Regions from separate parts of the Homo sapiens genome. Here region 1 is linked to region 2. A link is an interaction called in ENCODE POLR2A ChIA-PET data of the cell type or tissue named here. Cell type or tissue: PC-9. All regions are shown on one strand. Links, peaks and the distances in the headings refer to the core of each region. The heading gives the core; the rest is flanking DNA.

Region 1 (15,832 bases), core at 7,352-9,851, 72 kb before region 2:
ACCTTTGAACACAGTGTCCCTCAGCAGGTGAACGAATAAACAAACGTGGCATCTCCATACAACAGAATATGATTCCGCCTTCAAATGGAAGGCATTCTGTCAACTGCTACAACATGCATGACCCCTGAGGACATTATATTGAGTGAAACAAGCCAGTCACAAAAAGGCAAACTGCATGATTCCACTTGTGTAAGGAAGTCAACGTGGAGTAGTGAGATTCACAGAGATGCAAAGTAGAATGACGGTTGCCGGGGGTGTGGGCAGGGGAATGCAGAGTTGATTTTAATGGTACAGAATTTCAGTTTTGGGAACATGAAAAAATTCTGAAGCAAGATGGTGGTGATGGTTGCACGACGATGTAAATGTGTTTAATGCAACTGAAGAATACACTCAGAAATGGTTAAGATGGTAAATTTTATGTTAGGTATGTTTTACCACAACTAAAAATTTTAAAAACACCATAAAACGCAGCAGCAGAAGCGCCTTCCCCCGCGGGCAGCCCCGTCTCCAGCCTCACTGGCGGCCGCCATCCATGTCCTCTAGCCCCACGGTCCTCATCCCTTCTCCAGGGTGGGGTGCTCCAGAGCTCCCTCACCTTCCCCAGCCCATGAGGTTCCTCTGTGAGTGAGTGGGTGTGTGTGACCTCTTCCCTGAGATGCCAGGCCTCACCTGAGGCAGAGCTGGAGGCAGGTGTCATAACCACCCCAGAAACCTTAAAAACGGTGCCCAGGATGGTCCCTGAGAGAGTAGGCTGCCTCAGGAGCCTCTCCAGAAAAGGTTGACATGCTCAGCTATGATGTTAGGCCCTGGCCTAAGGCTGGGCCACCTCAAAGAGCAGTCTGGCCAGCTCACCTGGTTGGGTACAGTCCTCAGGACTCAGAGACTCACGTGGGCCACATCTAGAATGGCCACCACCTTTCCCTTGCAGGCCCACAGCGAGTGTGAAGCAGGACTTTGAGCGTGTTCTCTTGGCCACGCATGGAACAGGCACTCTCTCATCTCATTTCATTCTTACACAGCTGTTCAGTGAGACCTGGGCACCATGAGTGCCTGCCCAGCCTTGGATTGCTGCCAGGCTTCAGACCGAGGGGCTTGGGGGGATCTGGACAGGTCTGGAGCCTGGGGCCTTGCCAATTGGGGCTCTGAGACCCAAGGGCTGATGTGGGGGTCAGGAGGGCACCAGGGCCTGCCAGGAACACTTGGCTTTTTTCCCTAAATGTTTTTCTGAAACTGCTCTGCTTGGGCCTTGCATGTCGGCCCTTTGTAACTGATGGGTAGAACCCAGAGGAGAGGGCAGTGCCCAGGCCAGAGCCGGTAGCTGCAGGAACATCAGTGGACACACACGGCAGGGGTGCCCAGGTGAGTGGGGAATAGGACGAGAACTGTGGTCCTCTCAGGGGCTGGTGACTGAGGGGTCCTGTGTGCTAGACAAAGCCATGACGCGTGTCTGAAACATCTTCCATCACATGTTCACAGTTCTTTGTAGGGCGCCCAAGAGGTTATTGCGGGAGCCCAGTGTTCTGGGGGTGGGGGTATCTGAGAGGTCTTCCTGGAAGAGGTGGTCCCTGAGCCAAATCTTGCAGGACAGATGGGAGTTGGTCAGAAAAGAAGGGCAGAGGGAAAGGTATTTTCGGAAGTGGACACAGCTGCGGCAAAGGCCCAGAGCATGTGGCCTTGACCTGCAGTGCCCCCCACTCCCCAAATGTCCCCCCAAGCCAGGCCTCTGGGAGGTGCCTGTGCTGCCCCTGCCCCTCATACCTGCTTCACGACACATCCCCTCCTCCCACTCTCCCACCTCAAGGCCTTGGGAAGCGTCTGAAACCTCATTTGCAAGGCCCTTCAGCGGATGAATTGAATGTGAGCATCTGTTTAAAGGGACACTCACATTTTCATTTTTAAATAAGAATATCATTCATTGGTGGCTTCACTATCATGATTGTAAGGCATATCCATGGAGAGAATTAGGAAAACCCAGGAAAGTAAAAGGAAACAAAAAATCACCCATAATCCCAGCAACCATAAGGTGCCCACAGTTAACATGTTGGTGAATTTGCACACGTGTGCGACTGCCGTACGTGACTGTGTGTGCGCTGCTACGCTTGTCTTCTCCATATAATATTACAGTATGAGCGCTGCCCCTGTGCCGTCATTCTTCAAAAAGAGCATTTTGGTGGCTGTCTTTTAATTTAGGACCCTTTCTCCTTATTGTTGGATATTTAGGATATTTCCAGTTTTTGCCCTTGATAAACAACGCTGCAGTGACCATCTTTGTCAATTGCACCATTGATGGGTATGCTTGCTGACCGCCAGGAATGGTACTATAATGGTGAGGAGAGGTGCCTGGACAAGCAGGCTGGAGATTTTCAAGCTTGACTGTGACACAGAAGCCCTGGGTGTCTTGCTAAAGCAGATTAAGGCTTTGTGGGTCTGGGCTGGGCTGGAGAGAACATTTCTAACAAGCTCCCAGGGGAAGCAGAGATGCTGGGAGAACCATACTTTGAGTAGTGTGACCTCTTTGAAAAGTCTTCCCTGAGGTGACCACCAACTGGGGTGTGGGCTCTGGGGAGAGACTTGCCGGTCAGGACTTCTGTGCCCTGGGCACTTGGAAAGTGCAAACCACTGGGGCTTACCTGAGGGCACCAGGCAGTTTGCAGCCAATTGGCTCTGCCCTGAGCCCTGCAATGGCTCTCTCAGAGCTGCACGGAGGTCCCTGACTCTCAGCCGTCCTTGGGGGTCCCTGAGACTTCTGTGCGGCCAGCCTCATTCTGGCTTCAAGCCGTGGTCTGCAACACAGAGGTTGGCCAGCCAGGGTCACTCTTCTCTAGCCCCTTGGTCCCCCCTGTGCCTCTGTGCCTTGGCCTGCTCTGTGGCTGCCGGGGGCTACGGGGACTCCTTCCTCTGCTAAGGGTTGCTCTTCTGTGACAGAGGTGCCTCTTTTTTCCCATCAGCAAAGTGGGCTAATAATAGCTCCCACGTCACAGGAACAGTGTGTAGATTGACAAGGCGATCCGAGGGTGGCGGGTGGCCCGTGGCAGCACTCAGCACTGTGGACTCTTATTCCCATGAGCAGTGAGCAGGTGGCCAAGGGGGCTGGGACAGGCAGAGCTGACTCCAGTGCTGGCTTCCCATTTGTGACTTCGTGTCTGTGTTCATCTGTGAGACCCTCTGTTCATTCCACAGCTCCTTACTGAATGTCTACAAGGTGTCCGTTCTGTAGTAGGGACTGGGTCCATAGTGGCTGATGAAGCAGACATAGTTCCTGTTCTTACAGAGCTCATTATCTAGTGAGAGTGACAGATACGGACAAGTAAATCGACGCTGCAGTCAGGGAGGCCTGCTTCAGATGGGGTAGTGGGGAACGCCGAGCTTCAGAGGGAACAATTCAGCTGAGTGCTAAAGAAGGAGCTGATTATAGAAGTGGCTGTGTCAGGGTGGGCTGGGTCAGGCATTCCAGACAGAGGGGACAGCATGTGCAAAGGCCCTGAGGTAGTAAAGGGCTTCTCTAGTGGAGAAACTGCAGAAGCCTGGTAGAGTCAAGCTGGGGTGATCTAGGAGAGGACACAACTGTCACAGGTCACAGGGGCAGCGGCCTTTGTGGGGAGGAACACTGAGGGGACTTTGGCAAGGGTGTGGGAATCTGACTTATTCTTTCAAGGGATCCCCTGGCTGCTGTGTAGGGAATGGACCTTGGCAGGGGGAGAGAGGGGCAGCGAGCCCAGCCAGAGGCTCCTGCAATGTCCAGGTGGTGTGGAGATGTGCAGAAGAGCCCAGACTTAGCTGGACTCCAAAGACAGACAGGCAGGGCAGCGAGGGGCAGGCAGGCTCAGGGCCACATAGCTGTGGGCTGTGCTATGGAGGGGCGATAGGGAGGTCCAAGCAGGAGACTGACCAGGGTCTCTGGGGCAGGCCAGAACTGAATGGCTAACCTCCAAGGGCTGAATGTGGGAGGCTGTGTTGCTGCCCTCCAGGGTGACATGTGGGACCTACCTGCACAGCCCTGACCTTCCCTGCCCAGGCTGCCCTGGAGCCATGCCACAGAATCAGCTGGGGCTCTTTGTCTTTGCCGTCTTAGGCCTCTTGTCCTTGGGGCTGGGAGATGGGGGACAGTCTCCATTAGGTCATGAAGTGGGTTTACAGGTCTTGTCCCATTGCTTCCTCCCCATGGCCTCATTTCTCATGAAAGAGGATACAGAGCCGTCTATGGGCCAGAACTCCCGGACACCTGCGGGGCTAGTTCCCATGAGTGGAGGCTGGCATGTGCGTGTGTGCATGCTCATGTGTGTATGCGTGTGTGCATGTGTGTGTGTGCACGCTTGTGTGTGTATGCGTGTGTGCATGTGTGTGTGCATGTGTGTGTGTGCACGCTTGTGTGTGTATGCGTGTGTGCATGGGTGTGTGTGTGTAGGAGGATGCTCTGGGGGATGCTGCATGGGGTGGGGCAAGCCGCATGCTGGGAGTGAGCTGGCTGAAGCTCATCCTTCCCAGATGAGGGCCCCACAGGCGTCAGCACAGCCTCCAAACTCACACAATGATGAGAGCCATTGGATTTCCCATGCTCAGGCTATGGTTAAGGGGCTGAAGTCTGCCTGCCAGCAGCCTGGGTCACCAGGGGAATGGGATGGGCAGGGGGAGCCATGAGTCAATGAAGTGGGGAATTTGTAGAAACTGTGCATGGGGGTCGGGGGGAGGTTCTAGATGCAAGCAGACTGGGAAACTGGCAGTTCTGGCCAAGCGTCCTGAAGGTCTGAAGGGCAGGGAGTCCCCATGCCCTACCTGAGCAAATGGGCCCAGTCCCATGGGTTGCCTCGGGGGTGGTGTTCTCCGAGCCACTCTCCTGCATCTTGTGGGCTGCCTGGCAAGAATGTCGGCAGGTGACAATGGGTGGGGAGGGAGATGGCTGTCAAGAGGAGGTCCACCTTGCTGGCTCCCAGATTCTCAGAAGGCTTTGCAAACGCCCCTGTTCCTGGGATCGCATCACTGAAGTCTCAGGAGGTATGCAAGGGCCGAATCTTACTTACTCTAACCTTTTCACTGGCTGCCAGTGAAAGGAGGTCCGGAGACACTGCTTACTTCCCCAAGGTCACACAGTGACTAGGAGACAAGCAAGAGTAAACTCAGCCAACAAATGCAAGGACGCTCAATGAACCAGGGGCCTCTGGAATCTCTCCTCCCTCTCTCCCTCCCTGTCTTCCTTCCTCTCTCCTTCCTTCCTTGTCACTCAAGAAAAATTTATTTGACTATCACCCAAGGCCGGCTGTGCCCTCAGAAATTCCTAGCCCATGATACTCTCTTCCTGGGGGTGGGGGGCCCTCCGCCCTCAGGAGGGCTTGTGGGTTAACTGTTGTGATGAGCTATTTCCAAGGTAGGAAAAGAGAAACTAGATCATTGAGCCCTGGGGAAGGGCTGTGGTTGGCACAGAAAATGACAGATCCCGTCAGCAGGCAGGCGGGGCCAGGGGCTCCTCCCCATGGCTGGGATTGGGGGCTGGTCCTGGGGGGTTTGTAGGGTCCCAGGGACAGGAGCAGGGCTTGTCCTCAGAACCTAATTCCTGAGCATGTGAGCTCAGACAGGTCCTGCATAGGACCCAAGGCATCTGCGGTCTGAGGACCATGCACTCCAGCTTTCATGTTCTGCCTGTCTGTCTGTCTGTCAGTGTGTCTGTCAGGCTGCATGTCTGCCTTGCTTATCTGGGCCCTGAATCACCTCATATCAAAATGTTGCCCGATTCCTAGAACACAGCTGGGCATCAGGGGGTGGGCCTGAGTCATTTCTGCCTTGTGGACCTGCCTGCCCTGTGAACCCAGGAGGCACTGAAGGCCTGAATGGTGCAGCCCCATGGCCACCTAGAAGCCTGAGGGGATTCAGGGTCTGTTTCAGCCTTAAAAGAGTATAGATAAGGGCCCGGAGGGCTTTCAGGGTGAGGGAAGAGTCGGGGAGGAACAGCCAGGGTGGACACTCGGGAGGAGAACCCATGCCAGGCAGTGGCTGGGTGAGGGGAAGAGGGAGGAGGGTGGAGGGAGGCTGGAGGGGTGGCCAAGGGGATGAGTTGAGTGTTGGAGTGTGAGAACCCAGCATGGCGCTTAAAGGTGTGGGCCCCAGCGCCAGCTGCCTGGGTTTCAATCCCGTCTCCTCCATTTCCCAGGCTGTGTGTCTTTGGGCAAGTGACGCCCCCTCTTTTAGTCTCAGTTTCCTTATCTGTGAAATGGGATATAAGTAGCAGTGTTGGCCGCTTCGGGTTGTGGTGAGCATTCAATGAGATAATGCATATAAAGGGACTTGGTGCATAATAAATGCCCAATAAATGTTAGCAAGCTTCGACATCACCATCATCATAGTCACGGTCTCCATCATCGTCATTGTCCTTGTCATTGTGATCAGAAGAGATGGAAATGGGCCTGGCACCCAGACACTCAGGAGAGAGGTCCTGGATGGAAGGAGGGAACTGGAAGCTTTCTGCACACTGGGAGCATATAGGTGGGAGTGCAGGCGAGGAGTGTCTAAAACTTACAACTTCATCCCCTACTCCTCCCTCACCCTGAAGCCTTTGGGCCCTGAGGTCACCTGGGGTGACTGTGTGCAGAGGAGCAGAGGCAAGGCTGAGGAAGAGACTCCCCAGAAGGTGAACACGTAAGGGTCAGGTGGATTGACAGGAGGCCAGAAAGGGTGGTGTACAACTGAAGAGTCTTGTGCCCACCTCCCCAGCTCCAATGCCAGGCTTTATGAGTCCACAGCTGCTTTGTTTTTCAATTACAACAGAGAAATTGAAATATAATTCACATCCCATCCAATTCACTTATCTAAGTGTACAATTCAATGGTTTTTAATATGTTCAGAGTTGTGCAATCATCACCACAATTTCAGAACATTTTTGTCACCCATGTTCATCAGCAGCCACTCCCTTCTCCCGACCCCTCAGCAACCTCCACACCCCCAGGCAACCACTCGTTTATTTTCTGTCGCTGTAGATTTGTCTCTTCTGGACATTTTATGGAAATGCAATCATACAATGTGTGGCCTTTTGTGTCTGGCTTCTTTCACTTGGCATGGCGTGTTCAAGGTTCATCCATGTTGCAGCAGGTATTAGGCCTTCATTTCTTTTTACAGCTAAATCATATTCCCTTGTGTGGATAGACCACGTTTTGTGTATCCACTCATTCATTGCTGGACATTTAGGTTATTTCTACTTTTTTTGCTATTTTGAAGAATGCTGCGTGAGTATTCATGTATAAGTTTTCGTGTGAACGTTTGTTTTCCATTCTCTTGGACATACACCTAAGAGTGGAATTGCCAGGTCATATGGTAACTCTATGTTTAACTTTTTGAGGAGCCACCTAACTGGTTTCCAAAGTGGCTGTACCATTTTGCATCTCCACCAGCAAAGCACAAGGATCCCAATTTCTCCACATTTTCTTCAACGCACTCATTAGAATCTTTCTTTCTGATGATAGTCATCCTAGTGGGTATGCAGTGGTACCTCATGGTGTTTTTGATTTGCATTCTCCTGGAGGCTGGCGATGTTGTTCATTCTTCCTGTGCTTCTTGGCCACTTGTATATTTTCTTTGGAGAAATGTCTATTCAGATCATTTGCCCATTTTTAAGTTAGATTATTTGTCTTTTTATTACCAAGATGTAAGAGGTCTTTATATAGTCTGATGACAAGTCCCTTATCAGAGGTATAATTTGCAAATGCTTTCTCCCCTTCTGCTTTTTTTCCTGCTTTTTTGATAATGTTCTTTGATGCATGAATGTTTTAAATTTGTGTAAAATGCAATTTATCTGTTTTCTTTTGTTCTTTTGTTGCTTGTGCTACTGGTGTCATATCTAAGAACCCATTGCCTAATCCAAAGTCATGAATATTTATATGTATGTTTTCTTTTTTCTTTTTTTTTGAGATGGAGTCTCGCTCTGTCACCCAGGCTGGAGTGCAGTGATGCAATGTTGGCTCACTGCAACCTCTGCCTCCCAGGTTCAAGCGATTTTCCTGCCTCAGCCTCCCGAGAGGCAGGTGCCACCACGCCCGGCTAATTTTTTGTGTTTTTAATAGAGATGGGGCTTCACCGTGGTAGCCAGGATGGTCTCAATCTCCTGACCTTGGGATCCACCCACCTTGGCCTCCTAAAGTGCTGGGATTACAGGTGTGAGCCACTGCGCCAGGCCTATATGTGTTTTCTTATAAGAGTTTTATAGTTTAGTTCTCACATTTAGGTCTTTGGCTTGATTTTCCTATCCAGCTTCATTCTTTTGCATGTGGATAGTCACTTGCCCCAGTACCATTTGTTCAAAAGACAATTCTTTCTCCATTGAATTATCTTGGCACAGTTTAAAAAAATTAGTTGACTGGAAATGCGAAGGTTTATTTCTGAACTTTCAACTTATTCCATTGCTCTATATATCTATCCTTGTGCTGGTAACAAACTCTCTTAATTGCTGTAGTTTTGTAGTAAGTTTTGAAATCAGGAATTGTGAACCCTCTAATTTTGTTTTGGTTATTCTAGAGTCTTTAAATATCTGTGTGAATTTCAGGATTAGCCTATTACTTTTTGCAAAGATGCCAGCTGGAATTTTAATGGAGATTACATTGAATGTGCAGAACAATCTGGGGAGTATTGTCATCTCATCCATGAACATAGGATGTATTTCTATTTGTTTACATCGTCCTTTATGTCTTTTAACACATTTTTGTAGTTTTCAGGGTATGATTTTTGTAATGTTTTGGTTAAATTTATTCATAAGTATACTTTGATACCATTGTAAATGGAATGTTTTAAAATGTTTATTTTCATATTGTTCATTGCAAGTGCATAGAAATAGAATAGATTTTTGTGGATTGCTCTTGTATTCTACAACCTTGCTGAACTCATTTATTAGTTCTAATAGATTTTTAGTGGATTCCTTAGAATTTTCTATATACAAGATTATGTCAGCTGCAAATAGAGACAGTTTTACTTCTTCTTTTCCAAATTGGATGCCTTTATTTTAGGCATGTCTAAGGGCCCTGGCCGGAACCTTCAGCACATCCACTTTTGCACAGAAAAGGGGCCCACACTCCATCTGTCCACAGATTCTAGAGCTTCTCCACTCAGCTTCTGGGGCCCTCACTCAATTCCCTCCCTTTTATTGCCGACCTGTACTGGTGCCTCCTCACTTCCCTTGACTCCAATGCCATCCTCTGTTTTCCCAGACCCTGTTTCCTCCCACCCCCCAGAATGCCCCTCTTGGTTCAACCCAGCTCCTGCACCCTTCCACCCCAATCGTGCCATTGAGGGCAGTTACTTCCTCCTCACTTCCCCTGGTGTGGCTGGACAGGGCTGCTGGTCAGGAGGCATGTAGTCATGTTGGAAGGCAGCAGTCCCAGAGCCAGGAAAGGGGTTAAGGCCATCACAAAGTTCAGCAAGAGGCGGGCTCTGTGTGGGTCTGGGGCCACCAGAACTCGTTGCTCAGAGGTCCCCAGTGCTGGGAGCAGGAGGTAAGTCCTGAAATCAGTAGGGCAGGGGTGAGACTGCTGCCAGCTGGTCCTGATGGTGACCCATGAGGCAGGCAGGAGTGAAGCCTCCACCAGCAGACCGCTGCCTCCCCGTGTGGGGGAAGCCTGGCCCAGCAGGCTGAGAACCGCGCAGGTAAGCTCTGGGGACTCCCCAGGCCAGGAGGGCAGCCAGGAGGTTGGAGATCAGCAAGAGTCCCAGGTTAGAATGAAGCAAATAACCCCTGAAACTAAATGGGGAGAAATGCAGTGTTGCGCTTTGCAGCTTCCAGTTCTCAGGCGAGGTCAGTGCTTTGAGAGAAAGCAGGAGAGAGGGAGGTGACCAACGGGAGCCAGCCAGCGGTCAGCAAGCACGAACCAAGTGGCCTGACTCGTGTTTGCTTTCTTCATGGGTTAGCATGGGGACGGCCACGGTGCGGAGGCTGCGAGGTGCTTTAGGCAGGACATGATAAATTATCCTAAGGCAGCCTTGTGAACTTGATGGAGAAACAAGGAGGGTGAGGGACTCAGTTTAAAGATGGTGGCTTCCTTTTTTTTTTTTTTTTTTTAATCAGAGAATTCAGCACCTCCATGTTGACCTGGAAGGAACTCTCCAGGGCTTCAGAGCCTGCTCTACACGGTCTTACCTGGTGTGAAGTAAATATCCTCAAGGCCTCCACCATCTCCTGAGCCTGCACATCCTGGGTTAAGGAAAGTCAAATATGCTTCCTCCCCACAGGGCTGCATTGTGTTTTGTTCTCTGGGAGTGTTTCAGACACAGACATGCATACACAGACACACACATACAGACCCATACAGACATGCAAACACAGACACACACACAGACACACATAGACACACAGACATACAGACACATAGACACAGACATACACACACACAGACACACATGCAGACACAGACATAGACACACACACCGAGACACACAGACACACAGTCATACACACATAGACATACACACACACACACACGGACACATACATGCAGACATACGTAGACATACAGACATAGACACACAGACATAGACACACATACTGAAACACACAGACACACAGTCATACAGACATACACACACACAGAGGCACACACATAGACACACAGACGTACACACACACAGACACACACAGAGTTCTGCATGTTTCCTGTGGACACACATTTACATGTATGAAGGAGGAAAAGAGGTTGGCTCTCCCCAGTGCCTACGGTTCTCTCTGGGGAGGGAGAGAAGAAGGCCTTGGATGGGCTTGATTTCTGAGGGGATCTTAGTCATATCTATGCATAGTTTTTGCTTTTTTCTTTTATAAGGATAATGTATTCATGAATTTACTTGCAGAAAAATTAATTGCAATGCAAAAAGAATGTTTTTTAAAGAACTAAAACGACTTCCAGGGTCTGGCAGCAGAACCATTACAATAAGACATCAACTCCCACAGTTGGCTTTGGTGATGCAAATGTTTCCTGGGACCCGGCCCTTGCCAAGCCCATACTAGAGAAAGCCCCAGAGTGAAATAAACCCCTGGCCTCAGTGCTTCCAGGACAGCGGGGAGGCCTGCATGGAAACTTTCCCTTTGATGGGGAAGAAACCCCAGCTGCCCAGAGGGAGGGGGAGGGATGGTGACGCTGGGTGGGGGCTGGGTGACGTGAATGGTGGCTCTACGGAGGAGACGGTGCCCGGGCCAGGTCCTGAGAGATGAGCCGGAGTTACTCCCGTGAAGGAAGGGCATTCAGGGAGAGAAGGGCAAGGTGGAGGCTGAGGGGAGCTGTGATCAAGTGCTCAGAGTGCTTACCAAGGCGGGTCTCTGCTCCATGCACTTTACACTGACTTCATAGCAGGATCATGTGGTGGGTCCTAAATTGTCCTAATTTACAGATGAGCAAATCCAAGCACAGAGAGATTAAGAAACCTGAGTAAGGTCCCACAGCAGGCACCTGTGTCTGAGCTCTTAAGTACTGTGATTCTCAGGGAATGGGACTTGTGTGAGAGTGGGAGGGGAAGCACAATTAGAATAGTGACAAGGAGTCCTAGGTGGGGCTGGAGGAGGGGCCAGTTGTCTTTACTTCAAAACCTCCCTGGGGGCCGGGCGCAGTGGCTCACGCCTGTAATCCCAGCACTTTGGGAGGCCGAGGGTGGGCGGATCACGAAGTCAGGAGATCAAGACCATCCTGGCCAACATGGTGAAGCCTTGTCTCTACTAAAAATACAAAAATTAGCTGGGCGTGGTTATGCCCACCTATAATCCCAGCTACTCCGGAGGCTGAGACAGGAGAATTACTTGAACCCGGGAGGCGGAAGTTGCAGTAAGCCGAGATCGTGCTACTGCACTCTGACCTGGGTGACAGAGTGAGACTCTGTATCAAAAAAAAAAAAAAATCCCCCTGGGGCCTGGAAGGGGATGTGACCCCTTTCTTGGGGCTGTGCTGTCTCAGAAGGTGTGCCCTGTCTGGGGGTCCACTGAGATCCCGGTCCTCAGCACCAGCCTGTCCCCAGCACAGAGTAGCCCATCCCAGCCTCCCGGTCTTCTGGTTCCTAGTCTGTGGAATGGAGAGGAAAACCTCAATCAAAGACTTTGTAGGGCTGTTGGATAGGACAGTGGCTCTGACAGTTCTTAGATGTATAGGAGAGCTTCGATCCAGGCAAAGAGGAAAGCTGGACAGACCCGGGACTCCCTGGGAAGGGGAGGGGAGGAGGCCAGCCCTGAGGAACCACTCATGTCTCCTCCACCACTGAGACCAGAAGGCAGTCAGCAGACTCCCCACATAGCCCCATTGAGTCCCCGCAGCAACCCCTGGAAAGGGGATGTTCTTGTCTGAGGTACCAAGGCTGGAAGTGAGCTGCCTGTGGTCATCATACTTGTGGAGTGGGGGTTGGGCCTGGGCTGGGCGACCCCAGGCCTCCATAGTGGAAGTCAGTCCCCAGCACCTCCAAGAGAGATGGGCTGTCTCAAGGGGTGTCCCACTCCTGTCCAGGCTGCCTCCTGGCTACAGCGCCTCACCCCCACCAGGAGACATTTCTGAACCTGAAGACAGGCTTGGGGCTGGTGCCATGTGCTGAAGGCAGTATCCTTCTCCCTGGCTGGGAAGTCTACCGTTCACATAAGACACCTGCCCCTGTGGCTGCCGAGGAGCTGAGGGTGTGGCCAGCCCAGAATTTGGACAGGGCCAAGTGTCTGGGTCACTTTGGTCCCGTTGACAACTTTTGGGGCATCTATTCTGAGAAGGGATATCCCCAGGTTGCCCCTCACTGCCTCCCCAAGGAGAATCCCCCACCCCCAGTCCCCAGGCCCAGAGCCTGCGCCAGCTCCTTCCCTTGCCCCAGCTGTCGGCCGATACCCCTTATCGCTGTTGTGTCTTGAGGCTGGCCGGGGGCTTCTTGATCTCCAGCTGCGGCTGTGGGCTGGCCAGGGCAGGCTTGAGCTCCCCTTTGCCCCAGCTCCTTGAGAGGCTCCCGCCCCCCAGGGGCTGGAGAACCAGCTCATGAGTCTTTCTCAACTGGCAGAGCCTTGGGGGCTGCCACAGAGCCTGTCAACCCTGGACTTCCACCAAGCCTGACTTCACTGCCTCCTGGCAAGCTGGGCGCCCCCAAGTCCTCACTGCCTTATCTGTCCTTTGGGCACAGGAGGTCTTCCTGCAGGGTTGGGTGGTACGAATGGGGACCCCTTGCTGGCATGTGGCTTTGAGCAGCCTCAGTGCTGGGTCTCACTCCTGCCCACCAGGGCTTAGTGAACCCTAGGTCCTTCCTGGGCAGAGCCAGTCCAGCTACACGGCCAGCAGGTCAGGTGCCTGGAGGCCGGGTGAGGGCCTCAGCCACTGCCCTGTTGTGTGGTCCTGGGCAGGACAGCCCCAACCCCCTGCCCAACCCCACCTCGGTTGGCTTCAGTTTGTCCCATGAGACGTGAGCAGGTTGGACTGAGGGTGTTTGAATGCCTTTTCTGTCACCCACCCCTGGCAATGCAGCGACCCTCCCTGCAAACCCCACGTGGCACTTCACCCCAGGAGACAGTTTTGAGTGGCAGGGGTGCTGAGGAACATCAGAATCACAGAGCCCAGAGGCCAGGTGGAAGGTAGACGTTGAAAGCAGGAGGGTCCTGGCCTTCGGGGTGAGGAAGCAGAGGCTAAGCCCTGGGCAGGCCCAGGTGACCTGAGTTCGTACTCAGCCTCCGCCACTGACTGCTTCAGCACGAATGGTGGAAACTGGGGCACTGGTAGAACCACAGAGGGGGGTCTTTCCCCAGGGACGAGGGACTTTCTGGCGCCCCTCCTCCAGTTGAACCGCATAGGTGACTTAGCCCAGAGAGCATGGTCATGATCCACGTCTCAGGCGGTCTTGGCGGCCCCAGGCAGCCTAACCCTGGTGACCTTGGCATTCCTTCCTCTCTAGTGTCTAATCTCCCCTCTCACCCGCTGTGGACTCCTCTTCCCTCTGCTCTGCTGCCTGGGGGGCCCACCCTCCTTCCTCCCTTCTCCTCTGGGCCCCACTCCCTCCTGCCTTTCTCACTCCCACTGCTTCAATGACTTCAAAATAAACCAACACAAAGAAATGCTGTCTTGGAAAGACTGGTGCCACAGGTGGATGCGATTGAGCCCAGCACAAGGACAAGGTATGAGCTTCAGGCTCCATCCCCCGGGCATCCCTCTGCTCAGCGAGCCCTCGTGGTGTGCCTGGCACCCGCAGTGATGGTTTTCTGTGACCCGCATAGCAACCCGAGGAGGAGGAATTGTTAGGATTTCCATTTTACAGCTAAGAAAATTGAGGCACAGCTGTTAAGTAAAATGCCCCAAGCCACAGCTGCTTAGAGCCAGTCCACTGGCCCAGATCTCAACCTTTGAACTACGATGCTGATGCAGCAGGGGCCAATCCCTCAGCCTCCCTAGGCCTCAGCTCTTCCATCTGTAAAATGGAGTCATAGCATGTTCCTCAAAGGGCTGTTTTAGAGGTTTGATGGCATCCTAATTTCAGAGTCTGGCATAGCACCTGCTGTGTAGTGGATGCTCAATGAACATGTACGCCTTTCCTCTTCTGTTCTCTCTGCAATGAGGTTGAATGCCCCAGTGTCACCTGGCTATGACCCAACAAAGTCAGGCTCTATGACTGGTTTGAATGGAGGTTTGAGGCGGAGGGGAGGCCCCATAGGAGGCACCATGTACCCCTGCCCCTGGCTCGAGGGTCTGGCCACTCCCGTTCCCACCCACACCCTCTGTGGGCCACCTAATGTGGGGAGTGGGAATACCACCCTGCAGACCCCTCCCTTCTCCGGCCACAGGCAGCTAGTCCCACGTCCAGCCTGCCAAAGCCCTCTGCAGCCCCCACCCCTGCCCGCCCCTACTCCCAGGAGTGGAGGGCTCTCTTTGCAGGAGCCCAGAAGTTCATTTCCTGTTCCAGCAGCTCCTGAGGTTGGGGTGAGAGGAATCGAGCCTGGTGGGGAGGGGCCCTTGAACACCCTCTGCCCCAGCACGTGCCAGCTGCATACCAGCGCCTCTCTACTCCTTGCGTCCCCTCTGTCCCCAGCAGCCTCTGACCCCATGGGATGCCCTCCTTACACCCTCCCCTGAGAAAACGGGAGCCATTTGTCAGGGATCTTTCTCTTCCCACACCCCGGTCTGCACTCCTGCATCTGGCTCCTCTCTTTGGCTCCTGCCTGGATTGCCGTTGCTCCCTTTGCTCCCTGCCTGGGATCTGGGGCTGCCTCAATGGCTCTGCTGCTCTGTCTCTCACAGTCTCCCATGGCTGCAGCTGGCTGACCGGCCCCATGCTGCGCTCTCCTCTCTGGCCTCAACTCGCTATGACTCTAGCATGGTTTAGTGGATCCAGTCTCACTCCATTTACAGGTAGAACAATGGAGGCCTCATACAAGAGTCCGAAGACCTGATGAGCCTTCGGCCAGCCTGGAGCTCCATTTTTCTGCTCCCCCGGGGGCCCACTGTCCAGGGCATCAAGGGTTATCGGGTGCTGCCCCTCACCAGGGAGAGCTGGGGTCTGCCCCCTTCAGCCTGTGCCTCCGCATGGCTGCAGGTGCACAGGCTAAACATCAGAGCCAGACAGATCTTGGCTTCTATCTGACTCACTGTTTCTGGCTGGGCACTCTTGGCCACTTACCCAAGCTCTCTGAGCCTTAGTTTCCTCATCTGTAAAATGGGGTTGATAAGTACTTATACTTGGGCTGTGAGGATTCAGTGAGTCAGGATTGTAAAATGCCTGACGCGTGGAAGGCAGGAAACTAACGATCATTTTCATCATGATGATGGGGCCCTTGGTTGGAGACGATGTCCCGACATGGGTGGTGGCTGGGGCTGGGATGTCAGGTCAGCAGATGCACCTGCCAATACACAGCCCAGGACTTCTGCAGGAGAAGCGG
Region 2 (15,832 bases), core at 8,721-11,220:
CACGCTGGGCTCATAAAGCTGGCGGCTGGCAGGGTGGTGTCCCCTTCACAGCCACAACTCTTCAAGAGCACTCGTGGCTCTGGCCTGCCTGGCCTGGCCACACAGCGCTTGCACCACAGCTCCAGGGCAGCGTCTGCCCTACTCCCTGATGGGGCCAGCCTGGAAGGAGGGCAGCCTGTGGGACCCGCAGTCAGGGGGTGGGTGGTGGTTGGGCCTGCAGTAGGGAGGGCGAGGCTTGGAGGACCTGGGGCTGGGACTTCCGATTGCTCTGCAGGTAGCCCTGCCCCTACCCCAGGGGACGTGCTGCCTTTCCAGGGGCACGCAGCCTGTGGCACCACCACGTTCTGCACAGCTGTCCCTAGGACCAAAGGCCCTGGGCACTTACAGCCGAGGGTACCACCTTCTGTGGTCACTGTGAACCGGACTCTGCAGCCTGACTTTGCCACATGGCCGAGGGTCTCCGCATCTCTGGCATAACCACCTCTCCCTTTTCCACTCTCCTCCCCTGCCCCTGTTGCCAAGGACTGAATAAAATGGGCAGGTTGTAGATGTCAAGGTTTCATGGAGACCTAAAGGCCCTCCAAAAACATAAGCAGGGGAGTAGGCCAGTGCTCACTGTCGTCCAGGACATGCAGGCCCTGAGAATAAAGGGGCCCGAGGTGGCACCGTGTCCCTGGGCCCCCAGTGACAACCAGGCATGTACCCCCAGAAGACAGGCCCACACTCTGGGCCTGAGGCTGCAGAGAGGCTGCGTGGGTCTCCTTGTGGGACACCTAGTGGGTGGCACAGTATCTCTTGGGCCCCCCAACAGTTGCCCTGCTTTGGGAGGGGGTTGGAAGGGGCTCTGGGGTCTGGACCCTGCCCTTGGACAATGTCCTCTGGATACTGCCTTTGGATTCTGTGTTGGACACTTACCTTCTACGGTGACCGCCGGCACAATCAACTGCCCCCAGTGGGCATACAGAGGCTTGGACAAAGGAAGGCTCCTGGTCACAAGTGGCAGGGCTAGGTCTGCCCAAAGCCAGGACTCTTTGAGCCTCCTTCAAGGTGGTTGAGCCCATGCCCCTCATTCTACGGAGCTCAAAAAGGAGACCCAGAGACCTGAATCACCTGCTCCAGGCCCTCTGCAAGAGAGGGCTGAGCCAGCCTGGCCACTGAAGCCTCCCAACCCATGGTGATGTCGCTGGGAGGGAAACCGAGACACCACTCTCTGATCTTACCCCATTCCTGGACCCGCTACATCCCTTCAAGGCAGCCAGTGCAGGCTTGGTTCTCACCCCCATTTTGCAGGTGAGGAAACTGGGGCCTAGAAAGGTAAAGTGACTTGTTCATGATCACACAGCAAGTCAACTGCCTCTGTTCCCAGGATGCTTTCTGTTTTGTGGCCATGGTTAAGAACAGGGCCTTTGGACAGAAACCTAAATCAGTAATCTTGACTCTGCAACCAACTAGCTCTGTAGACTTTGGCAAGTTGTTTGAAGTCAGTTTCTCCCTCTTTAAAATGGAAAAGGATGTTATAGGGTGGTGCTGGGGTCCTTAGCCTGGTACGTCTGCCTGGTACTTTGAAGCACCCCACAAGCAATGACCATTACCATTCCCCGGGAGCCAGCCAGGGCCAGGGTGGGCGCTGGGTCTGCCTGGCTCAATTCCCTCTCTGAATCCAGGCCCCCACTGGACAGAGGCTGCCCCGGGTCTGGAGCTCCTGGCGGAGGTGCACCGCCTGTCTCTCCCAGGAGCGGGAGCGCGCTGAGCCTCTCCGGGGGCCATGCCATTGTTTTCTTCTGCCCCAATCTGTTTTGAATAAACCACGTTTTCATCATCTTGAGCAGTAATCCCCAGCATGAGAGGAATATTGTGAAATGTCAGCCCTTTCTGGAGGAATCTCAGCAACATGTTTTTTAATGTTCAGCATCACATATGGGGACAATAAATACTGAAAATATGTGGAACAGAACAGAATGGAAGAGTGCTTGGCACTCGGCTCTGCTTCCTGCCGCCCTGAGTCTGATTTTTGCATCACAATAAATTAGCCAAGGGTAGGAGAGCCCCAGAGGCTCCCTCATGAGCCCCCTGACCCCAGGAACCAGGCTTTGAATTCCCGGGCTCCAGTCTCCGGGCCCATCCCCAGGTGTTCCCAGGAGAACTACATGCTGGTCCCTCACAGGCCATGCCCCACGGGTGTCACCTGCATCAGCGCTTGGCACACCTGCTAAGCCGAAGCCATCTCCCCGCCTGCAGATGCGGTGCTGAGACTCATGAAAGGGGCGCTGGCTGCTGGTCACAGAGCTGGGGCCAAGCCTGGCTGTGAGGACACAGCGCCTGGTGCTCTTTTCCGGTGAGGGCACAGGCTTCCAAACTGCCAGAGCTGGGAGGACCTCAATGATAAATTCACCTTGTCCATCCTCCTCATCCCAGAGGTGAGGAGGTGGAGGCTGGGGGAGGGAGGAACTCACGCAAGGTCACATAGCATGCTAGAGAGCCCATGTTTGAATCGAGTCTAGACCCTGATGAGATGCTTGACCTTGGACCAGGCATCCAAGCTCTCTAAGCCTCAGTCTCCTTATCTGCAAAATGGGGATGATACTCACCCTTCAGAGCTCCTGGGAGGATGAGGGGAACCACCCACAAGAGGCTCCCAGAACTGAGCTTGTGGCAGGAAGGTCAGCTTCTCTTCCTTCCCCACCTGCATTCTTGTCTGCAGCACGGGATATGAATATTTGCCCTGCCTGCCCTGTGGAAAAGCAGTTGAGGGAAGGGGATGTTCCTCATCAGTGATAAAGCAGTGGCCTACCTGTACATTTGCATCAGCATCATGGCCGGCTCTCCAAGGTGTCCGGGCCCTGGGCAGTTGGCGTCAGCCAGCTGGACAGGCTGACCAGAAAGCACAAATGACCCCAGGGAGGGCCGGCAAGGAGGGCAGGCGAGCTTCTGCTGCTGACTGCATCCAGCCCAGTGGACAGAAGGTCACTCTGGGAGCGTGTGTTCTGCCTTTTAAAGATGCAGAAGTTCAGGTTCAGAGAGGGGAAGCCACTCACCTGTGACTGTCCAGAGGGAGTACCAACCCCACAGGCAAAACCCAGGCATCCCCAGAGGCCAGGCCTCCCGCACTGGGGTGTCTTGGCCACCCAGTGGTTCTTCCCTGCTGGCTTATGCTCTGCAGGCACCTGGGAGGCTGCCCTGCTGCCCACCTCCCTCCATCGTCTGTTCCATGCTGGTCACCATCTCCTTGGGTCTCTCCAAGAATGCATGCGCTAGCTGACAGAGGGGCAGGTCCCAGCCAAGAGAGGACTTGGGTCAGTCTCGACTCTGGCCCTTGCTGTTGGGTGGCTGTGGATCAGTCATTTTACCACTCAGCTTCTCTTTTTCTTTTCTGCAAGGTGAGGGTAACTCTCCTGCCCAGGACTGTTGGGGCTTAGGACTGATTTATAGGACATCCCTGGCAGCTAGTAGGTGCTCAATAAATGAGTCACTGCTGCTTTCTGGGATGAGTCTTCAGGCTTTTCTTCCTAATCTGCACCGGTTTCCATCTGTGCAGGGCCTGTTTTGACCTTGTCTCAAGCTCCCCAGGGTGCCCCCACAGCACAATTTTGGTTCCAGCACCCCCCTCTGCCCCGCCCCTCCCCTGCAGCAGCTGGTTCTCCAAGGCCTTACATATAAGTGAGTCATCTGTTTTGGTCTGGGTCCTGTTGGGGACACTGCCTCTCTCAATCCCTGGCCAAGTGACCTGGCTCTTCCCCAGCAAATCATGAGAAGCACTCACCTACCCACCCCTCCAGCCAGCCACCCACCCCTCTGCTGGTCCCCTCCTCTGCTCCGTTTCTCCAGCCATTCCTGTGTTTGGGCTTTCACATCCCCCTTTACTTCTCTTCTTCACTGATTCATTCACCTCCTGGGCCAGCACAGGGCCTGGCACATAATAGGTGCCCAGTAAAAATGTGTCCACCGATTAGTCCCTCAGCCATGTGTTTGCCCCTTTCCCAATCTTTCATTCAGCAAACCTTTATTGACCTGCCTCCCGACTGCTCAGGGAATTTTTGGGACTGGATCTTGGCAGGGGGAGTCCCATGAAAATGGCCAGAAGAGGAGAGGAGGAGTCCCAGGGCTGGGGGAAGGCAGCAGGGGAGGTGGTTTGAGGTGCTGGCCAGGAGTGGAGGAAGCGCTCAGCCTCTCAGGGAAGCTCAGCTGGGCAGGGCTGGGATGAGCCTGGGAGGGGCAGAGTGGAGCTTCGGCTTGTTTCGGATTAGGAACTCCTGACCCTAGGATGAGTGGGGTAGATGGGGCTACAAAGAGAGAGAGATAAAAGAGCAGGAGAAGGGGCTGGGGGATACCCAGGCGGAGGAGGCCTGGTGTTCAGGTGCCCACAAGGGGCCAGCATGAGTAAGGAGAGAAGCCCAACATCCTCTCTTCTAGGACAGAATCCAAGGTTTGCTCAGTAGTTGAGGAGAGAGGGCCTTAAAGGGGAGCCACCTGGTGGCAGCATACCCAAATTACCGACTAAGCCCTCAGATGAAATGGTATCTGGAGTGGGAGGTGTCATCCCTGCCACACCTGGGCAGTGCTGAGCAGCTGGACTTCCTCTGAAAGCCTGAAGGGACAGTGTCCACACAGCCCTCCCTGCTCTTATCTGTGTTACCCCGGAGGCCTGAGGCAGTGACTGGTGATGGCTATGTTCACAGGGCTCCTGTATAGCCCTGAAGCGTCTGTCTGGCCCTGAAATCTTCCCCATACTACAAAATGACTACCCTTCAATCCCCCACACACAGAGCTCCTGGAAACCAGGCCAAGGAGCCCGGGGACGTGGGTGGGACAGAGTGATGGGGAAATCATGCCAGGGAGGGCGTGCCGGGTTGTAAACGCTTCCACCCTGGATCCCCATTGGGTGGATCCCTCGGAAAGGGCTATCCCCCACCACATACTGAAGGATAGCAGGAAGGCAGGTGGCCCCAGTGTGGGGTAGGGTCCCCTTGGCCAGGGTAGGAACTCTGACGAGTCAGAACCCAAACCCGATCAAGCCCACTGCTGTCCACGGCCCCCTAGAAATTGTGACTGTGACTTCCTTCCAATCAGCATGGCTTCTGGGCTGGGTCTCTGGACAGGCCTTGAGGACATGGGATCCCATCCGGCCAGGCCACAGAGGAGAGCGAGACCCTGCAAAGCTGCATGGTCAGTCCAGGCCACGCAAACTCTTGGATCTCCACTTTTTGGCTCAGCTGCCCCCAAAGTCATCCTTGGCTCTATTTGCTCTCTAAGCCTCAGCAGTAATATTAATAAGGATAATGATAGCAATGGCTCCCTGGGTTCTGGGCTCTATTCTAAACTCTTACCCCATTCAGATTCATTTCATCCTCACAACCACCCCAGCAGGCAGGAGCTACTGTAAATCCCATTTTACAGGTTGAGAAGTGGAGGTAATTTGCCTGGGTTGCACGCTGTTGCTACGTGCCGGCGCTCCACACCCAGCCCTCTTAAACATGGTGTGGCTGGCAGTGGGGGGTGGGAGCCAGGTGGTGACCCCAGTTGCATTCTCAAACAGTGGCTTTATTTCACAGGGTGAAAGGCAGGGCACTGGGTGGTAAGACAGCCTGGAGGATGATGAAATGTCATTGGGAGCCTTGGGCCTCGGGGTCTGGCTCCACTTTGGTCCAGTGGTCCAGGAGCAGTGTGGAGTGGGTCCTGCAGGCCCAGGATGGGGCCACCCAGGGGCTTTAAAGCGGGTGGCTCTATGCCCTGGTGACCACCCAGTCCCTCTGCCCTGCTCAGAGCCTTCCTCTCCTGGGAAATTTAACAGACAGCTGGGCTTCTGCCCAGTCCCTCCAACCCAACAGTCTTCACTCTGGCTCGCCCACACCTCTCAGGAGGCCCCTTGTGACGTGGTGTTTTCACACGTGATCTCATCAGCGCCCAGACCCAGCCTGGAGACCTGCGTTCCCTCTGCCTTGGCCCCCTTCCTGGGGGCCCCTCCAGCCTCTCTCATCTCCCAGCCCTAGGGCCCCTCTTCACGGTCCTTCAGGCCTGTAGAATTATGTCCTGATTCCTTGCCATTCAAAGCCTGCTGTGGTCAGGCCCCAGCCAACTGCATCTCTCCCTGTTTCCACCAAACCAGTGGCAAGACAACCCTGAACCCCCTCCCCTAGCGCCCTGCCAGAGCCAATGCTGTTCCCATTACCCAGAAATTCTCCTTGCTCCATCCCCCACCTTAACTCACTGACACCCTGCCCATCCCTTGAGATCCATTCCAAATGCCCCCTCCTCCAGGAAGCCTTCCTTCACTGAGGATTCTGAACCTCTGCTACATCTTTTTAGCTTTCCCAAAGCCTCCCTCATCCTTCAGTAGTTTCTTGAGAAAGAGTATATGGGAGGTAAATTTTTGAGAAGTTTTATGACCCACATTTTTATTCTACCCTTATGCTTGATTAATTTACCTGCATACAAAATTTCAAAATTTTGCTCCACTGTCTTTAAGCAACCATTGTCCAGTGCTACTCTTTTGCCTGATCCTTCATAGGCAAAGTAATTTTTTTAAAAATCTCTGTACATGTCTCCAATTTAGGAGCTTTTTTGGGGTTCTGGCCGGCTTTTTGGACTTCCTGTTTTTCTATAAACCTCGGTTTCAGCTTTCTCCACAGGGCTAAAGAAACGACCCTTCTCCTATCTGCATTCAAGCTTCTGAAATTTTACTGATGCCTCCTCTATCATACTCTTTGTCTTAGCAGATTTTCACCTTTAAACATCTCTTTACTGTCATGCCAGGGTGTCTCAGGAGTAGGCAGGGATAAATTCGTGTGCCCCATTAGCCCTATTTGAGAAGTCCCTTGGGAGCTAGCTTTGAAGTGCCTCCTGGCTACAAAGGCTTGGCGCTTTGCTCCCAGGCACCCGGGCTGCCCTCTTGAGTCACCTATGTAGGGCCCTGGTCTACGTGGTGAACGTCCCTAACCAGGAGCAACTACAACAAATCAATGAGGGCCTGTTTGTGGGTCTGCCGTGACGTAAGCGACGTGCTTGTTTAAGTGAGGCCCTCCACAACCTGCATCATAGCCGTTCTTATGGTGAAATGTTGACTGAGGCTGGATCCCAGTACTCAGGGAAAGACAAAAGTCTCAGGCCTGGATGGGTAGGGAATCACTTTGCAATAGGGGAGGAAGGGCTTGTCCACACAAAAGAACGATTCCAATGGACAGTGGATGCAGAAACACGGCCCTACCCTGTTGTTTGTCAGTAGTAGCCCACGGTCATAGGGGTGTCGAAGGCCTTACTTCTCTTCCTATGCCCTGCCCTGCTCTAAACCCAGCGGGCAGAGGGCAGTCCGCTGCACCCAGAGTCCCTGAGGCAGCTCTATTCCCGGGCAGCTGTTAAGCCACTGAGTGTCTGTTGCGCATTAACTACTATTACTGTTGCACATGGTGTGACGGACATCAGGGAACTCCAGGAGTTTCATGCCAGGAGTGCAGAGAGGGTTGGAGTAGTGGAGCAGTGCGTCAATCAGACAATCAAAGAGGGAAGGCAAGGAGGAAGGGGAGAGAAGAAGAGTTATTGCGGCCCCACTTATATTTGGGGTAGCCATATAATTTGTAATCCAAAGCGGGACATGTTTGAGAGTGTGGGGCACTATGAATAATAATGCAGGACCCCAGGCGTAACCTGGGCGGTCCCAGGCAAGCTGGGCTGTAGTATGGACTCCCTCCCACTTCAGTACAAGATCTCACTGAAGCCCTAAAACAGTCCTATAATTGGATGGCATTGTCTCCTCATGAGGGGACAGTCTCTCCGAGAGCACAGGCTCCCTGGTTCTGGGCTGTGTGTGAGTGAGGTTATGTGTGTGAGGTCATGAAGCCGGAGCTGGCACTGGATCTCAGGTTGGTATGATTCTGTCTTTTCAGCCTAAAACCTGCCTGTTCAGAGACGAGGTTGTTTGACGGGCTAGGTTAGGGGGTCAGGGCCTAATGGAAATAGGGGACTGGAAAGATTGGGAAGATTTTCCAGGCAGCTCAGGTACCCAGCGAGCCTGGGGGTTAGTTCCAGGTCCAGGCTCCTTAGGGCCACAGGAAACCTCGAGGCCATGGCCTGCCTGTGCTGGTGGGATCGAGTCAGCAAATCCACATCCCCCTGACCCAGCCATGCTCTTGGGCCCCATCAGAGAGGCCCCACGGGATTTTCCCCACTGTCTTTTCACACCTACATAAATCTGTGCACATGGTCACAACACAGAGAGTTAGGCCAACACAAGCTATACAGGTGCAATCCACTTGAAATGTGGATGTCTGCAACTTCACAGATATGACAAGAATACGCACGCGCAGACGTCAACATGCTCCATACACACACCCAGTAACCCTTACTTCGGCTTCATGTGCAATGTGTGCATAGGGGCCTCGGGCGGAGACTTTCAACAGTTACCATGTGCCTCACCCCCATGACACTCCCAACCTCTCTCCTGGGAACCCCTGCCCCCCTCTCGAAGGGTGGCAGCTTTGGGGCCCAGCCTTTATGCAAATGCCAAGCCACAGCTCACTCCATCTTTTCTCTCCTCTCTAATTGACTGTTTTCCCTCCTTGCTGGGACTGCGGGAGCCCCGGGTCGGCATTCAGAAGGGCTCTCCCCCCACTGCCCGGCCCCTCCAACCCGAGCTCCCGGCCCTTTTAATCTAGTTACTTTTCCATCAACACACTGGGAGAAAGACACAAAGGGGCATAATCGTATCTGTGGCTGTTGATGTTCAATTAACCACATAACCTTTAGGCGCTCTCTCTCTCTCTCTCTCTCTCTCTCTCTCCCCCCCCTCCCTCTCTCTCTCTCTCTTTCTTCCCCCCTCTCACCTCACCCCGCTTCTTCAACCCAGCTGCCCCTCTGGTCCTGACACTGGCTCAGAAGCCCTCCAACACCCCATACCAAAGACCTGGCCTCCTGGCCCCTGGGAGATGCCCCACCTTTTAGGGAAGGTAAGCCATCAACCCCAATTCCAGCTGCACTCCCCATCTGACCCCTGCCTGCCCTTGCCCTGCCGGCCCCTTCTGCCACCCCTCCGTCCCTCTCCAGGCCTGGAGGGAGGGGTGCCTCTGGGAGCGGGCACCCCGCAAAACTCCGCTTTCTGGACCTTGTCTGGGGCCAGCAGCTGTCATTTGCCGGGCGTTCCGCTTTCTCCACTGTACCATGCTAATTTTTCGAGGGACAATTTTTTGACAATGAGTCCTCCAGCCCGAACAGAAACCCTTTATGGGGCCGGCCCCAGGGAGGCCGCGGCGCTGCCAAGGCAAACAAAGGCTCATTGCTGCCGCGGAACATGCCTGCGCCTTTCAGGGCCGGGTTCGCAGAGCGCGCCGCCTCCAGCCCGCGCCGAGGTAACACCTGGTCCGCCAACTCCTGGCGCCTAATCAAGATATCAATCACGGCGCGGGGGCAGGGGGGCGCACGGGCCCCGAAGGCTCCAGAACCCGGCAAGTGCAGGTAGCCGGCCGCCTGGCCGGCCAGGGCTGCTTGGCAGGGAGCGCCGGGATCTGGGGGGAAAGAAATCAAGCCCCGAAGCTGAAGGCTTAATTAGGCTGATATCATCCCGCACAAATGTTCCTCCGAGAGGAAGGCTTCTGGGCACCAAAATTATTTTGTGATTAAAAGCGAAAAGGAAGGAGAAATGATTCGGCCTTTGGAGGAGTTCGGAGGGCTGGGGGTGGCAGCAGGAGGCTGGGGCGCAGCGCAGCGCCAGGGGCGCGGGACCCAGCCAAGCTCCCCACTCTGCCCCCACTGGGACAGAGAGGCGCAAGAGTCCACCAACCCCTGCCACTTGTGGCCTTTCCTGACTGCCCAGGGCTTCCAACAATGTAGAAGAGTGACAGTAAATGTCCAGGTCCCTGCATATAGGTGTTTCTTTAATCTGCACACCAGGCCGGAAAGGCCATGCACGTCGTCGTCATCCCATTTCGTAGATGGGGAAAATTAGCTCGGAGAGGTGACATCTTGCCCGAAGTCCCACGGCTGGTCAGTGGCAAGTGGACAGTGGCAACTGCGCCTGGAAAACGCCGTCCGTGGCGCGGTCGCGGCGCCAGGGGCATGCCTGACAGCCACCTTCTCTCCCGTGACCGCCGGGCTCCGCATCAGGGCGAGCCACTCGGCTCGGGAGAGCAGGAAACTGGGGAGGGCCGAGCCTCCGGCCACGCCTTGTCAGCCCCGGAGCCTCCACCAATCCCGGGCCCGGAAAGACCAGGCCCACTGCCGGCCCCGCCCAGCACCTGCGCAGGTAGCGCGCGCAGGCGAACCGCAGGCCCGGGCTTCTGGGGCCTCACGCTGCGCGGAGAGGCTGCCCAGCAGTTGCTAGGCAGTCCTGGGCCAGGTCGTGGTTCCGCCACTTACTCGCTGTGCGACCTCTTGTGCCTCACTGTAACATGGGACAACGGTAGTCCCAACCTCATGGTGCTCTTTGAGGATGGAATGAGCTCCTGCAAGTCAAGCTCAGCCCAGGGCTGGCCGTGGATATGCTCAGAAAACTCCACATGCGGGCCTGCATCCGCCAGCAGGCCCCGGTGCGCCACACTGACATGCTCCCGCAAGGTTGATAAGGGGCTGTGCGCGAGCTTCTCCAGTGCCGCCTGTGCCCTCCGCCATGTTAGTTTTCTCCTGGGACACGCCCCCAGCCTCCCAGGATCTGGCACTGAAGGGGCCCAACGGGAGACCCTCTGCCTGACCCAGCCTATGGAGGCATCCATCCTGAGCGGTTGGTGCCCATGGTGTACTGTTTGTTAAATATTTTGAATACTATTCTCGATCATCTATGTAATAAAATATTTTGCTGTTGGCAAAGACACATATACAGTCTCAGGACCCTAAATCTAGGCAGTGTCCTATTCAATCAACCCATCATTCATTCATGACGTAAGCCACACATTTAGAAAGCTTTTCATTATTGATTCATTGAATCACTGATTTCTGAGCATATTCACTCATAGACTCAGTTATTAATTATGTGACAGTCACTCCACCCACATACGTAAATCCTTTCCCATGGGTCTGTGTGCACCAAGTGGGCCTTGGGCGGTCTCTCCTTTGAGAACCCCACTGTCTCCTGTGGGAGATGGAATGTGTGCCCATCTCTAAACCAAGAGCAAATGGGTAATTACCAGGAGAGAAGATGGTGTTCAATGAGAGGTGTCAGGCACAAGGAGCAGCAACTGACCTGAGCTTGAAGGATGGACAGGACAGGGGCACTGGGGTGGGGGACTTTTGTCGGCTTTTAAGCAGGGCAGGACAGATGGTCGGATCTGCATTTTAGCCAGAGCTGAGCTGCCTTGCCTCGGTGCCCACTGGTGAAAGCACATGGGCTTTGGGGCAAAATGGTATTCTAGTTTGATTCTCTAATTAACCTGCTGGGGAGGGGTTGGGCACTCAGGCAAGTTACTGAGCATCTCAGAGTCTCAGGTGTCTCCACTCTAAAAACAGGGACAACAAACTTATTTCTTCCAGTTGTTGTGACTTTCTGTGAGCAAACTCAGCACCAAAAACAGGGCATGAAGTAGGTACTTTGTCACATGATGAGTGTCCAGTAAAAGGCTGTTATTGCTCCAAGAGTAATGGGACAAGAGAACAGAGGCTGGCATCAAGAGATGTCCAATCAGCAGATTGGATGCAGCAAAGAAATGAGACTGCAGTGAGTGAGCTTTTGGGATGAGGAGGAAGGGAATGGCATTCCCTGGAACAAGGACGTGTTAGGACAGACAGGTTTATATAGTGTGTTAATTTGCTGTGGCAAATTACTTCAACATGTAGTGGCTGAAAGCAACAATCAACATTTTATATGACTCCCAGTTTCTGTGGGTTAGAAATTTCGAAGCAGCTTAGCTGTGTAGTCCTGGCTCGGGGTCTCTCATGGGGTTAAATCAGGATGTTGGCCAGGGCTGTGGTCACCTGAAAGCTTGACCGAGGCTGGAAGGTCCGCTTCTGAGATGGTGCACTCACATGGCTCCCAAGGCAGTGCTAGGTGTTGGCAGGAGGCCTCAAGTTCTCCCCACTTGGCCTCTCCACAGGGCTGCTTGAGTGTCCTCATGAGATGGTGTCTGGTTCCCCTCATGAGATCCAGGAGACTCCCTCATACTTACTTGGTCCTGCAGACCAGCTCTGATTCACTGTGAGAGGAGGGCACTCAGCGCTGGAGTACAGAAGGCTGGGGGCTTGGGGCCACCTTGGAGGCTGGCTACCAGAGATGGCGATGTAATGGGGTCACTTTCTGCCATACAGACTTGGAAGTGTTGCTCGGGGATCCAGACAGGGAAGATCAGCAGGCCGTTGGCGATGCCAAAAAGTAATAATATTATTATGATGATTGCAACTACTATCATCGCTGCTGCTGCTACATCAAATGCTACTCCCATTTTTAGCATCTAACAGGTGCCAGTGGCTATGCTGGGCACTTTGTGTGCATCCTTCCATTTCATCCTCACAGTGACCCTTTCTGCTCAGTCTAGTCTCCTGCTGTGCTAGATAAGAAAACTGAGGCTCACTCTGGCCTCTGGCTCAAGTTCATATAATAAGGAGGGTGGAGCTGAGGTTAGAACATCAGGAAGGTTGGAATCAGGGCAGCTCTGGAGACCTGGGCAAGAGCAGTTGTGATCTTTCCCATCAAGCAAGGCCATCCAGTACCTGATGCTTGGTTTCACATTTCTGTGACAAAGAATCTGATTGGTTCAGCCTGAGTCAAGTGCATTCTCCAAGACCAATGAATCATGGCCAGAACACTAAATACAGCACGGGAATGACACTGTGTGCTGTCCCTGTGCGTGCCTCTGTGTGTGTGTGTGTGTGTGTGTGTGTGTGTGGTGTGAACTCCTAAAGGAATCATCATGAGCTAGGCTTCCATCCCCAAAGGAGTCAACTAGAGCAGGGGTCAGCACACTTTATAAAAGGCCAGTTTGTGGTTATTTTTGTCCTTGTGGGCCATATGGTCTCTCTCGAAACGACTCACCTCTACCTTTGTAACACCAGAGCAGCCAAAGACCATAGACATCCACCAGAGAAAAAGAGCGCGACTGTGTCCCAATAAAACTTTATTTTTAAAAACAGGCAGGGGGCTGGATTTGGCTTGGGAGCCATAGTTTGGCAATCCCTGAACTGAGTGCTAAAATTGTTCCCTGGTTGTTTTAATTTTAATTTTTATTTTTGAGATGGAGTCTTGCTCTCTTTCCTAGGCCAGAGTGCAGTGGTGCGATCTCAGCTCACTGCAACCTCCTCCTCCCAGGTTCCACCTCAGCCTCCAGAGAAGCTGGGATTGCAGGTGTGCTCCACGACACTCGGCTAATTTTGTAGTTTTAGTAGAGATGGGGTTTCACCATATTGGCCAGGCTGGTCTTGAACTCCTGATCTTAAGTGATCTGCCCTCCTCGGTCTCCCAAAATGCTGGGATTACAGGCGTGAGCCACTGCACCTGGCCCTTGGTTGTTTTAAAATCTTCCTTTCCTGTCTGTGGTGGACATGACATGCATCACCAAGAGCCCCGCCTCTGCCACGGAAGTCCTTGCTGCCCAGCTGCAGCGAGTAAGGCCAGGACACAGCTCCAGCTGTCAATTTCCTGGGAGGCCTCTGCTGTGGAGGGCCACCTCATCCAAGGCCACAGCCTTGCTGGGCCCGCCAGCAACAGGTTACAGTGCTGTGTCTGGAGGCTCAGCTATTTTGGTCCGCAGCTCCCCGCTAGTCCTCCTAGTACATCATCCACCTCTGTCCAACCCTGTTTTTACTATCAAACATGCATTTCTTGGGCCAAATGGGGAAAAAAACCCCAATCTTGTAATATGGTACATTAATTGATAAATATCACACAAGCGTGGTACAAAGACTAGTTTCTGTCAGGGGCTGGGGGAGGAAGAGATCTCTAAGGGCCAAAGCAGTCCGGGATGGCTTCCTAGAAGAAGGTCATGGGAGCTGCCTGTCAAGGATTCCTTCCCGAGTTAATTTGCTGTGCCAGGTGCTGGGTGGGCTGGCACTGGGTGGGCAGGGTGGCTGGGGCAGTCAGTCTTAATCGGGGGGTGGCCATGTGGGCAGATACTGCTGCAGAGATGAGAAGGCCAAGCTGGCCTGAAAGAAGGGCCTGTTTCAAGAGGGAAACAGGTAGAGTGCGCAGAGGGAAAGTGAGGGGCTTGTCCCAGCTCAGGGCATAGTTCTGGAAGGGGCCTGGCAATGGCTTTGCCCACATCTCAGAATTCTGCACGTTTCCACCATGAGTGAGGTCTTGGTGGCTAAGAATCTTCTACCCTTGAGTCTTCAGTTCTGTGTGCATTTCTGTGCTTCTGGCTTTGTAGTGTCACTGGGACCGGTTTGGGAAAACAACAGACAAAACAAACCCCAGCACACTGCCCTCCCCCATCATTCTTGGTCATTCAGTCCCTGCCAGGGAACCCAGCCATGGCCACTGCTTTCAAAGAGAGGTGACACATCTGTACACTCACCAGGGATGCTGTCATAGGGGCCATGGCTTAAAACGCAAACCAGGTTCCCTGAAAGTGGTGCCTTCAGAAAGGCTTTGCGGAGCAAGGGGTGATGTGGAAGGATGGGTGGGATTTCTACAGGCAGGCAGATGGGGGCACCTTGGAGAGAAAAGTGGCCAGCCTTGGACCCGCCAGGCGATGGGGGCAGCTGTGTGGCCAGCCTGCTTTTGACCTTCAGGAAGGGTGCTGCAGAAGATGAGGCTGGAAGAGCAGGTTAGCACCAGGTCACACCGGCCTGGCCACCATGCGGAGGGCCCCAGTTGTGTTTCCTGCTAGAGCCTGAGCCCCTGAGCTGTCAAAGAGGCAGCTGGGGTCACACTCAGGGGCAGTGGCAGCCACAGAAAGAGGAGCTGCATGTTTCATCGTGCACATTTTATGAATGTGGAAAATGAGTCCAGAGGGGAGAGGAAGCTGCTTCAGGCCATGCAGCCAGGCGGTGGCCAGGCCAGTTCTGCCTCAGGTAGTGTGGGCCCCACTTCTTTGGCTCTGTAGGGTTGGGACTCCGAGCTCTGCAGCTTGGGACTTTCTGAGCAGCACCCTCCAATCACACAGGAACAGGGACAGTCTGCCCTTGCCCCAAATCCTCTGGGTTCAGGCACACCTGAGGGCCCAAGACATCTGTCCCCAAGATCATCATACCCCTGATTCATCTATTGTCCAGTTGCATACCATTTCAATTGTACAGCCAAGTGGGGGCCGGGGGGAGGCACGTTTGGCAATAATCCATTATTCAGCAGAGGGTTACTAAGTGCAGGTGTGTGACAGGTGATGGATTCTGTGGTGAGCGGGCAGATGCAATGGACCACAAAGCCCTACACTTGGAGAACCCTTGATCCTGATATTCCTTCTCCTGAAAATTACCCAGAGGTAATAGTCATAGCTATGCAGAGACATCAGAAAGAACTAGCCTATGCGGGAGGTGCCAGCAGAGCAGGGCTATCCCCCAAAAGCAAGAAATACATTTGAAAATTAATGTAATACCTCAAGCAAAGCAGAATAGCCCTTGTATTTAATGGTGCACCTTGTTGCGGGACTGCACCAAATAATTCCAGTGCTTGGAGGCCTCTCGGTTCTTAATCTGGCTCTGAGGAGGACCTCAAGGATGCAGCTACAACCGTGGCTGGGGAGTATTGTGTAAAATAATGAAAATTAGAAACGACTCCAATGCCCAGCAAGGGGGGATTGATTAGCTACCTCAGGGGATGTTGTATGATTTCACTCTGGGTAATTGCTAGAAAACATGAGGAATACTTAAAGGCTTAGGGGAATAGTATCACACAGAGCTGCCTCGGCTTAGCAGGTATCAAAACAGTGCTTAATATAATCCGCTTTGGTGTTCGTTTATTTGTTTGTTTTTAAAGTATAGAGGCATA

What was found. ChIA-PET counts read pairs that join two places held together with the same protein. Peaks named below come from ENCODE experiments on the same cell type or tissue, not always from the same donor. Only the 100,000 strongest peaks of a DNase experiment are listed, where the experiment ranks them.
Region 1: POLR2A ChIA-PET joins it to region 2 with 6 read pairs; 2 of 35 experiments call an interaction of 5 or more read pairs at or near these places.

What each region holds. Positions count from the first base shown.
Region 1 is chr2:120,362,579-120,378,410 of GRCh38, forward strand. No RefSeq gene overlaps it. Among named protein-coding and RNA genes, the nearest start is that of INHBB, 24 kb to the left of the region's middle. RefSeq lists enhancers at 10,629-11,522, 13,307-14,198. In PC-9, for the core only: no CTCF peak of the experiment used is centred there; no DNase peak of the experiment used is centred there.
Region 2 is chr2:120,432,931-120,448,762 of GRCh38, forward strand. No RefSeq gene overlaps it. Among named protein-coding and RNA genes, the nearest start is that of LINC01101, 26 kb to the right of the region's middle. RefSeq lists an enhancer at 9,185-9,810. In PC-9, for the core only: no CTCF peak of the experiment used is centred there; DNase peaks (open chromatin) are centred at 9,231 and 10,171; H3K4me3 peaks cover 1,731 bases; H3K27ac peaks cover 612 bases.